2 separate regions of the Homo sapiens genome follow, and region 2 is linked to region 1. Evidence: read pairs that join two places in POLR2A ChIA-PET (ENCODE). Cell type or tissue: Panc1. All regions are shown on one strand.

The links. ChIA-PET counts read pairs that join two places held together with the same protein. Peaks named below come from ENCODE experiments on the same cell type or tissue, not always from the same donor. Only the 100,000 strongest peaks of a DNase experiment are listed, where the experiment ranks them.
Region 2: POLR2A ChIA-PET joins it to region 1 with 7 read pairs; 2 of 35 experiments call an interaction of 5 or more read pairs at or near these places.

The regions. Positions count from the first base shown.
Region 1 is chr3:58,065,073-58,070,072 of GRCh38, reverse strand. All of the region lies in intron 1 of FLNB (filamin B), which reads right to left. Among named protein-coding and RNA genes, the nearest start is that of FLNB, 59 kb to the right of the region's middle. RefSeq lists an enhancer at 3,770-4,647. In Panc1, no CTCF peak of the experiment used is centred here; no DNase peak of the experiment used is centred here; H3K4me3 peaks cover 219 bases; H3K27ac peaks cover 3,489 bases.
Region 2 is chr3:57,870,838-57,875,837 of GRCh38, reverse strand. SLMAP (sarcolemma associated protein) reads right to left here. Exons shown (of 25, transcript NM_001377540.1): 14 at 4,140-4,202. Among named protein-coding and RNA genes, the nearest start is that of SLMAP, 120 kb to the right of the region's middle. RefSeq lists enhancers at 1,273-1,772, 1,773-2,274. In Panc1, no CTCF peak of the experiment used is centred here; no DNase peak of the experiment used is centred here.

The DNA of each region.
Region 1 (5,000 bases):
TGTCTCAAAAAAAAAAAAAAAAAGAAAGAAAGAGTCAAGCACAATGCCTGTCTCACAGTTGGCCGCTTAATAATGTTCCCTCCCTCCCCTCCATCCTCATTTTCCTAATACTTAAGTACCTGCTATGTGCCAAACACTCTTCCCTAGGGCCAGACATCCACAAGCCATACTCCAAGTGTTTTGTGCAAGCAGCAAGAAATGAAAAGAAGTACCTTGTGAATTAACAGGTGGTTGAAATGTTCAATTTGTCACTTCTCTGAGCCAAGCAATTAATTAGGAGGGCCATGACTGCCACCTCCAAGGCCCCTGCTCTCCTGCTCCAAAGGGAGGCTGACCCCTAACGCTGCAGCGAACCTGGGGCACGTGAGATCTCTGCAAGAAGGACACGTCTGAGAAAGAATTTTAGGTGGTTCTTGGTGTTGCTCTGAGGGTCTTGGGCCATGCTGGTCTTCTAAACCACCCGGCTCAGACGTGTCCTTCTTGCAGAGATCTCATATGCAGCACCAAGAACCACCTAAAGAACTGAACTATGGGCCGGGCATGGTGGCTCACGCCTATAATCCCAGCACTTTGGGAGGCTGAGGCAGGAGGACCTCCTGAGGTCACGAGTTCGAGACCAGCCTGGACAATATGGTGAAACCCTGTCGCTACTAAAAATACAAAAATCAGCCAGGCATGGCGGTGGGCACCTTGTAATCCCAGCTACTTGGGAGGCTGAGGCACAAGAATCACTTGAACCTGGGAGACGGAGGTCTCAGTGAGCCGAAATCACTCCATTGCACTCCAGCCTGGGCAACAGAGCAAGACTCCATCTCAGAAAAAAAAAAAAAAAAAAAAAAAGAATTGAACTACTGATATTTTATCAGACCTCCCTGAAAGAAAAGAGCAGCACATATGGGTCAGGGGTCTGGCCCCTCCTTTTTTTTTTTTTTTAAAGACAGGGTCTCGGTCATCCAGGCTAGAATACAATGGTACAATCTCTGCTCACTGCAACATCCGCCTCCTGGGCTCAAGCGATCCTTCCACCTCAGCCTCCTGGGTAGCTAGGACTACAGGCACATGCCACCCACCTGGCTAATTTAATTTTTTATAGAGACAGGGTTCCGCCATGTTGCCCAGGCTGGTCACAAACTGGCCCCTCCTTAACATCCCAGTTTACTGTGCCCCATGCTCACCTGGCCTGGAACTCCTTCCCCATCCCCTCTCCCTCTAATGCCTCTTCTATATCCAACTCTGCACAAAACTAGAATAGATCCTGTCCGTCTTGGCTGCTTGGGTGAGCCTACAGCAGCAGCAGCAGCAGCCTGTGAAGAGCTGCTGCAAGACCACCCCACATTGAAGAGCTCAGATCTCCTGCATCCAGACCCCAGGCCAGCAGGACCTGGTGCCCACTGACAGCCCAGGTCAGCTTTGCAGTTTCTCTCCATCCTTGCCTGTTTTCTGAGCCCAAACAAACCATGGCTGAATTGTAGGCTTCAGCTGTCCAAACAAAAGGGCATTCTGAACCAAAGCGGGGACAGCTGACAGCTCTCCTCAGTTCCTCAGTCAAAACCTAGCCAGATGCAACCCATCTCCCCAGACAGCAGGTTAAGGAGGACCATGTCGGTCAGCTGCCCAGGACCAGTGTCCCATTTTCAAGTCCCATATCCCTTCCATCCACACAGCCAATGAACTGTGCACTTTGGCTCAGGTACCCCAGAGGCCCCTGGGTAGGATGAAGGGGACCAAGCTGGCTTATCTCCTCCTGCTCAGGGCTTTTCTCCAGGGCCTTGATCCAATAAAAGGCTGCATGCCAACAAGGCAGACTTAAGGCCCTGATAACTGATGCCTATCTGTGGCCTTTGTCCCCTTCTCCCTCCCAGGCATGCAACTTCCACCTAGATGGTCAGTCAGCCTCCCCTGGAAGTCAGTGCTGTGCCTGTCTTTCAAATAAGCAACAAATGATATGAAATGAGCCACGGCTTCAGGACCTGAACAGTGGGCATGCCTGCTCCATGCACTCTTTCCCCGATTGCCAGCCAGGAGCCCAGACAGCGCAGTCACCTGGCTTTGGCCTGCACTAGGAGAGGCACAGCAAGGTGAGGGAAGGAACCTGGGTCCCAGTATCAGATGCCCTGCCAACCTGAAGACCGAAAAAACCCACACTCTACATGCTTTCCACAACTGTTTTTGTTGTTATTGTTTTTAAGAAAACCTCTGGCCAGGCGTGGTGGCTCACGCCTGTAATCCCAGCACTTTGGGAGGCGGAGGTGGGCGGATCACGAGGTCAGAGATCCAGACACCCCGTCTCTATTAAAAAATGCAAAAAATTAGCCGGGCGTGATGGTGGGCGCCTGTAACCCCAGCTACTCAGGAGGCTGAGGCAGGAGAATGGCGTGAACCTGGGAGGCGGAGCTTGCAGTGAGCCAAGATCATGCCACTGCACTCCAGCCTGGGCGACAGAGCGAGATTCTGTCCCAAAAAAAAAACAAAAAAAAAACAAAAAAACAAACAAAAAAAACCTCTTTGTTACAGTGGTTAAACTATAATGTGGGGATGTTCTGGGCTTTGGAAGACCAGAAGTCTCATGGGCCTATCTCAATTGGTAAGAGAAAACATAAACCACAGTAAAATACAAGTAGACAAGGGGGCCGAAGTTGGCTGGATTTCCAATTCTCTTTCTTGCTCATGAACTACTCAAAGATCACAAAGAAGCTGTTTGAATTAATTTTTATCCATCACTGTGTCAAGGGTTCAGTTAATATAAAGTTGACTTGGCAGGTCTTTTCATGTTAGTAGTTTTTCAAGAGATGATACAGTAGATCAGGAGCACCAAGTGGTGCTAGTACACTGTGTTGAGAAGGATTCTGAGGCCACATCTGGATTCAGCAAAAAAAAAAAAGACTGCTAAAATGCATTAGAAATGTCTTCCGTGAACAGGGCATGGAGAATGGAGGCAGTGAAGATTAGCAATGCCTGCCCTGGGCATGGCATGGGGGAGTCGTGGCCAGGATTTCTCTGCAACAGAACTGAGTAAACATTCCCTAATCCCTGATTTGAGATTTCTACTATAGGCCCATAACACATTCCTTATGCATAACCTCAGACTTCAAATTCCCTATTTTGCCAACTATTCCTTCTGTTCTCTCTCACTTGCTGGACAATTTTTGCCTCAAATAGTTGGAACGAATCACTTCATAAATACCTTATTGTTATTTTGGGATAGAGAGTTTGGTGAACTTTCAGCTCATAGTATCTATGATGGTGTACTGCTTCATAAATTATCCCAAACACCCTATTTCTGGTTAACAGGAATCACTGTATTTAAAAGTTCCATTTTCATCACCCAATGCCTTTATTTTCAATGCCACTTTTGAAAAGGTAAAATTTTGAGAATTACTTAATATCCAACAACAAAGCCACACTGGACTAAATAAATGATCAATGAGACAGGTCTGCTAAAGGGCCTAGGATACAGTAACTATCTTACCACTTTCTAGCACTGGGAAATCCTTTAAAAGTCAAAACGAGGATTCCAACCTCTTGTTAGAAAGGTCGAAGAAGGGAAACAAAAAAGCAGGGCTTGATGGCTTATGCCTGTAATCCCAGCATTTTGGGAGGCCAAGGCAGATGAATCACCTGAGGTCAGGAGTTCGAGACCAGCCTGGTGAACACGGTGAAACCCGTCTCTACTAAAAATACAAAAATTGGTCAGGCATGGTGGCGGGCGCCTGTAATCCCAGCTACTCAGAAGGCCGAGGCAGGAGAATAGCTTGAACCCAGGAGGTAGAGGTTGTGGTGAGCCGAGATTTCGCCATTGCACTCTTGTTGCCACTGGGCAACAAGAGCAAAACTCTGTCTCAAAAAAAAAAAAAAGAAAAAAAGAAAAAAGAAAACTTAAAGAAGAAGAAAAAAAGTATAGACACTCCAAAATGGTCAAAGCAATTGCGTTCTAAACTAAGTTTTAAACCTCAAAGCAACAGGTTGCTATACAAACTCATTCTGTTGCTGCCACACAGTTCTCCTGGACAACTGACAGTTCAAGGCCCCCAAGGACGCCTGGGCATGAGCAGAAGTGGAGGAGCTCAGAGCCCAGCCCCCAAGAGGCTCAGGTTAAAGCCCAGCATGAGCTCTGGAGGCCTCAGCCTGATGGCAGTCTGTGTCTCGCTCACAGCTTCCAGCTACAACTGCTCGGCAAACATTTCCAGCTGAAATAATAAATGCTGGCTGTGAATGGAGGTCCTCGTGACCCTTTGACTCCAGCTCAGTTTGTCATGTGGTGAGGCCACCTCACCTGAAACACAGCCCATGCTCCTGTGAGCTCAGTCTGGCCCACCCTGGGGCTGTGCACCCCACAGGGAATCCCTCGAGGAAAAGAGTGATGGGTGAAGGCAGGAGGAACCATGCCAGGGAAAGACTCCTAAACATCTCTTCTCCTTAGATCCACAGCAACCAAAATACAATGGCAGCTCGCTCTCTTCCAGCCCCCTCTCCTGGGCCAGACCCTGTGCCACTTGCATCACCTTGTGCAATCCTCACAATGACCCTGTGAGGGTGGCTTTTAGGGTTAATCCCATTTTACAGATGACATAACAGAGGCCCACAGAGGTGAAGCCAACTGCCAAAAGTGACACAGGGGGAGAATCTAGATGGAAACTCACTTCTCTCTGTTATCAAAGCCCAAACTCCTACTCTTGCTACTTCGCTGAATCTACATCATCTCATAACAACTTGATGAGGTGAGTTCAGTTATGACTCCCATTTTGGAGATGAGGAGACAGTGCACAGAAGTGATCCACACACATGCTGTGCTTGGGAGGTAAGCCAGGCTTCTCTGCCCACCAGGGCAGGGCCTCTGAATTTCCACCTGACTCAGTCATTCCCATGATGCCTGCGCTGCCGAGGCTCTCGGGAAAAACATGGTGGACAGGCAGCGTATGAACCATATAAACACAGGGCACAGAAGCACACAGAGCACAGTCCCCTTGTCTCAGCCATGACTGACTCGGCCTCTACCACAC
Region 2 (5,000 bases), 190 kb after region 1:
CAATGGCAGCATGTCATAAAATGACAAAATGTCCCTTCTGACAAGTCAAACCAGAGTCAACCCTCACTTTCCCAACTCTGGTTACCCAAATTTAAGGAAACGAACAGATTTGGAAAGTTTTGAAATACCTCTGGAATCACCAATAACCAAATTCTTACTACTTGCTACCTGAAACTCAGAAACCAAACAGATTTCAATAGTAGGCCTCTCCTTAGCTACCTGAACTCATAGCCCAAACTTTCTCTGTTTGCACTCAGGGACCGAAAGGATTCAGATGTCTGGGAATACTTATTTTCTTTTGTTTTGTTGTTGTTTTTGTTTTCTGAGACAGGTCTTGCTCTGTAGCCCAGGCTGGAGTGCAATGGTGTGATCATGGTTCACTGCAGCCTCAACCTCATGGGTTTAAGCGATCCTCCTGCTTCAGACTCCTGAGTAGCTGGGACACAGGCATGTTATCACCATGGCCAGCTAATTTTTTGTAGAGATGGGGTCTCACTATGTTGCCCAGGGTGGCTGTAAATTCCTGGCTCAAGCAATCCTCCCACCTTTGCCTCCTGAAGTGCTGAGATTACAGGTATGAGCCACTGTGCCTGGTTTTTTTCGCTGTTCTTTGGTCCACCCTTTGTACACAAAAATGGGATTTTATATTTTGATTTTTTTCTTGTATGTAGGTACTACCTGTTTAGTATTTTCTCATGCTATTACACAGTCCTCATAAACATCATTTTAATAACTTTCTAACATTCCCACTGAAGGGATTTGGTGTAATTTATATAAATTCTGTGCTATCTCTGCATGTTTATTTGGTCCATTTTCCCCCAAAACTATGATGCAACAAAAATCTTCAAACACCTTTTGTATATTTAAAGCAAACTTTATTCTGTGTTACAAATATAGCTAAGTATTTTATACTATTTTAAGTGAAATGTTCAATAATAAAATAGACATTAAAAAGTAAAAAGCTTTTTTTTTTTTTTTGAGACAGAGTTTCGCTCTTGTTGCCCAGACTGGAGTGCAATGGCACAATCTCGGCTCACTGCAACCTCTATCTCCCAGGTTCAAGTGATTCTCCTGCCTCAGCCTCCCAAGTAGCTGAGACTACAGGCGCCCACCACCACGCCTGGCTAATTTTGTATTTTTAGTAGAGATGCGGTTTCAACATGTTGGTCAGGCTGGTCTTGAACTCCTGACCTCAAGTGATCCACCAGTCTCGGCCTCCCAAAGTGTTGGGATTACAGGCGTGAGCCACCTCACTGGCTTTTTTTTTTTTCTTTTTCCCCAAAGAGACGGAGTCTCAGTATGTTGCCTTAGGCTCGAGTGATTTTCCCACCTCAGCCTCCTGAGTAGCTGGGACTACCGGCAAAAAGTTGTTTTGTTTTAAGTAAGCCAGTAATAATAACAAAATAAAACAAGGATTTTTGCAAATTGTAACTGAGTAGACATTCTTTTGATAATTATCTGCTCTCATTAGGGTTCAAAATATAAATCTTAAAAGTTCAAAATAAAAATCTTTCTTCTAAAGATTTGTATTTTATTTTATTTTTTAGAGACGGGGATTTGCTCTGTTGCCTAGGTTAGAGTGCAGTGGCACAACTATAGCTCACTGGAGCCTTGAACTCCTGGGCTCAGGGGGTCCTCCCACCTTAGCTTCTTGAGTAGCTAGGGCTACATACATGTGCCATCACTCCCGGATAATTTTTTTGTTGTTGCTGTTGCTGAGACAGTCTCACTCTGTTGCCCAGGCCGGAGTGCAGTGGTGCGATCTTGGCTCGCTGCAACCTCCGTCTCCCAGGTTCAAGTGATTCTCCTGCTTCAGCCTCCTGAGTAGCTGGGATTACAGGCATGCATCACCACGCCCCAGCTAATTTTGTGTATTTTTAGTAGAGATGGGGTTTCACCATGTTGGCCAGGTTCGTCTCAAACTCCTGACCTCAAGTGATCAGCCCGCCTCAGCCTTCCAAAGTACTGGGATTATAGGCATAAGCCACAGCTCCCAGCCTCTCCTGGATAATTTTTTAAAGTTTTTTATAGGAACGGGTCTCACTATGTTGCCCAAGCTGGTCTTGATCTCCTGGCCTCAAGGGATCCTCCTGCCTAGGCCCATGAAAGAGCAGGATTACAGACGTGAGCCATAGCACCTGGCCTAAAGATTTGCATTTTAGATTAGATATTCTTTTAGTTGGTATCAGTGGACACCAATTATTTTGCCCCAGGACCCTGTGCCAATTTCCCATGAAAATGAGATTTAGTAATCAGAAGGTAACAAAAAGATGTACTAATCTTTGCTTTATAAATAGTTTTATTTATTTATTTTTTTACTTTTTAATTTTTTTTTGAGACGGAGTCTCACTCTGTCGCCTAGGCTGGAGTGCAGTGGCACAACCTCGGCTCACTGCAACCTCTGCCTCCCAGGTTCAAGCAATTCTCCTGCCTCAGACTCCCAAGTAGCTGGGATTATAGGCATGTGCTACCACCCCTGGCTAATTTTTGTATTATTAGTAGAGATGGGGTTTCACCATGTTGGCCAGGTTCATCTCAAACTCCTGACCTCAGGTGATCCACCCACCTCGGCCTCCCAAAGTGCTGGGATTACAGGCGTGAGCCACCATGCCCGGCCAAATATTGTTTTAAAAGGACAAAGAAATATGTCACATTTATTAAATAAATTGTCTCTAAGTAATACTCAACTTATACTTAATATTATAGTATCGAAACTGCAAAAACAGAAGCTCTGTGAAAACTATTAAATGAAATTCTCAGTTTCTTTGAAGGATCTCTAAGGAGTATAACATTTGATTTGTTGAATTTGTGTCTGTTTTAATTACCAGGTATGACCCATAGAACCCCCAAGCGCTCCTGAGGTAGTGGGGCAGGGTAGCGGGGGGCACATATGCATGAATATCCACAAAATGAAATTATGAGCATAAAAACTTGGGAAACCACATTTCCAAGAAAGGAGAGCAGAATGAGAAGAATGCCTGAGAAAGTATTTGCTTGATGGGAAAAACCGCAGACATTATCAACAAATCTTTACCACATACAATGACCTTTACTTAACAAAACCAAGAAAATATCATAACCTTGCAATTGTTACAGATTTAAGCAGCTTTTGTGACTTTCAAGTAAAAAGGAATTAATGACATCTTTGTTCAGAATTCAGCAGAGGTCTAAATCACTTCAAAAGCCAATTTATCGTTTTGTTTGTTTGTCTGTCTTTGGAGATACAGTCTTGCTCTTGTCATCCAGGCTGGAGTGCAGTGGCACGACCTCGGCTCACTGCAACCTCCACCTCCTGGGTTCAAGCAATTCTCCTGCCTCAGCCTCCCAAGAAGCTGGGATTATAGGCGCCTGCCACCACACCCAGCTAATTTTTGTATTTTTAGTAGAGACGGTATTTCACCATGTTGGTCAGGCTGGTCTCAAACTCCTGACCTCAGGTGATCCACCCACTTCGGCCTCCCCAAAGTGCTAGGATTACAGGTGTGAGCCACTGTGCCCAGCCAAGCCAATCCATCTTTAAAATATATATATTTTTTGAGACAGAGTCTTGCTCTGTTGCCCAGCCTGGAGTGCAATGGTGCGATCTCGGCTCACTGCAACATCTGCCTACCAGGTTCAAGCGATTCTCCCACCTCAGCCTCCCACGTAGCTGCGATTATAGGCGTGCGCCACCACGCCTGGCCTCTTTAAAATATTCTTAAAGATAGCCTTTTACAACTTCCCACGGATAGGCAGTGGAGGTCAGATTGTAGGACAATCTACTGCTACTACCTCTCTAAAAAGCTCCTGCTACTCTGAGGGCCATCTTCAGAATGGAGTGCCCAAACTAAATAATTATTTTTCTGGCTTCATTTTCTCTAAGAAATTTATTTAAGAACCTCAAATTTAACAAGCTTGAAAGTTTCCCTCTTTTTTATGGTAGCTATTATGAAATGCTCAGCTCCATCTGTGAAGGCAAATGCAACAGAAATACTTTTCTCAAAAGACAAATAGTTATGAAAAGGTTTGCTGCTGTCTAAAGATGCCCCTTTAAGCACTTCTGCTATAACAAACACATTGAGATCCTCATTTTACCTCTCACTTTTAAGTTTTAGCCCCTGACTTCATTAAAATCAATGTGAAAAATACTCTGTACTCACTCTGGCATTCTATGAATTGATGAATAAAAGTGCAGTCCCCGCCACTCTTTGAAAGCAAGTGCTCTAATAAAGAAAGAAACACCTTTAAGGATATAGTTTGTTGCTGTCTTTGAAAACCAACAGCAAAGGTAGGAAAACTGAAAAGTATTAACATGGGTACTAAGTAAGACTAATAAAGGCTTAATATATTTTGATACTAAAGCAGACATATTTTGGAGTTAAATGACTGAAAATTATTATTAATTTGTACACTGAATGGTTAGCTTTTAAAGGTGTAGTTTTTATCCAAAGAGCTCAAGAAAATCACATAAATATATTGCTTTAAAATGGTTCTTCCACCTTTTGTCCACTAGAACTCAACAAATACCCTTAAATAATTTAAGTTTGTCATTATTAAATTAAATTAATTTTCAAGTGATTGTTCTATCATACTCCCTCTTCAAAGCTATTCATCTTAGTTAAGAGGCAAAAGGTAAATACTTTAAGAATATCATAAAGTAATACCATAAGATTTTTAAGAAATTGATGTAATAAGTTTTACATATTCATTTCATAATCTTCCCTTTTGAGTCACTTAATCTGTACCTCATACAGTATTAAAACATTAAATTGTTTATCTCTGCCCAAATGACCAAAATCAGTGCCTATTCATTTCAAAGTAAGAGCTTGGTAAATGGTTTTGCTCAAGTCAAACAGAATTTATTTTTCATTTAAAGAAATGAATGGAGACAATAAAAATGTAACATAGTGGTTAAATAAAAGTTTCAGTTCTTTTCTTACAATAATCTTTATTGTGATTTAAAGAGTTACTTCTGAATCTGGATAATGTCCTTTAACGTGTATTTATATCTTTCAAAATGA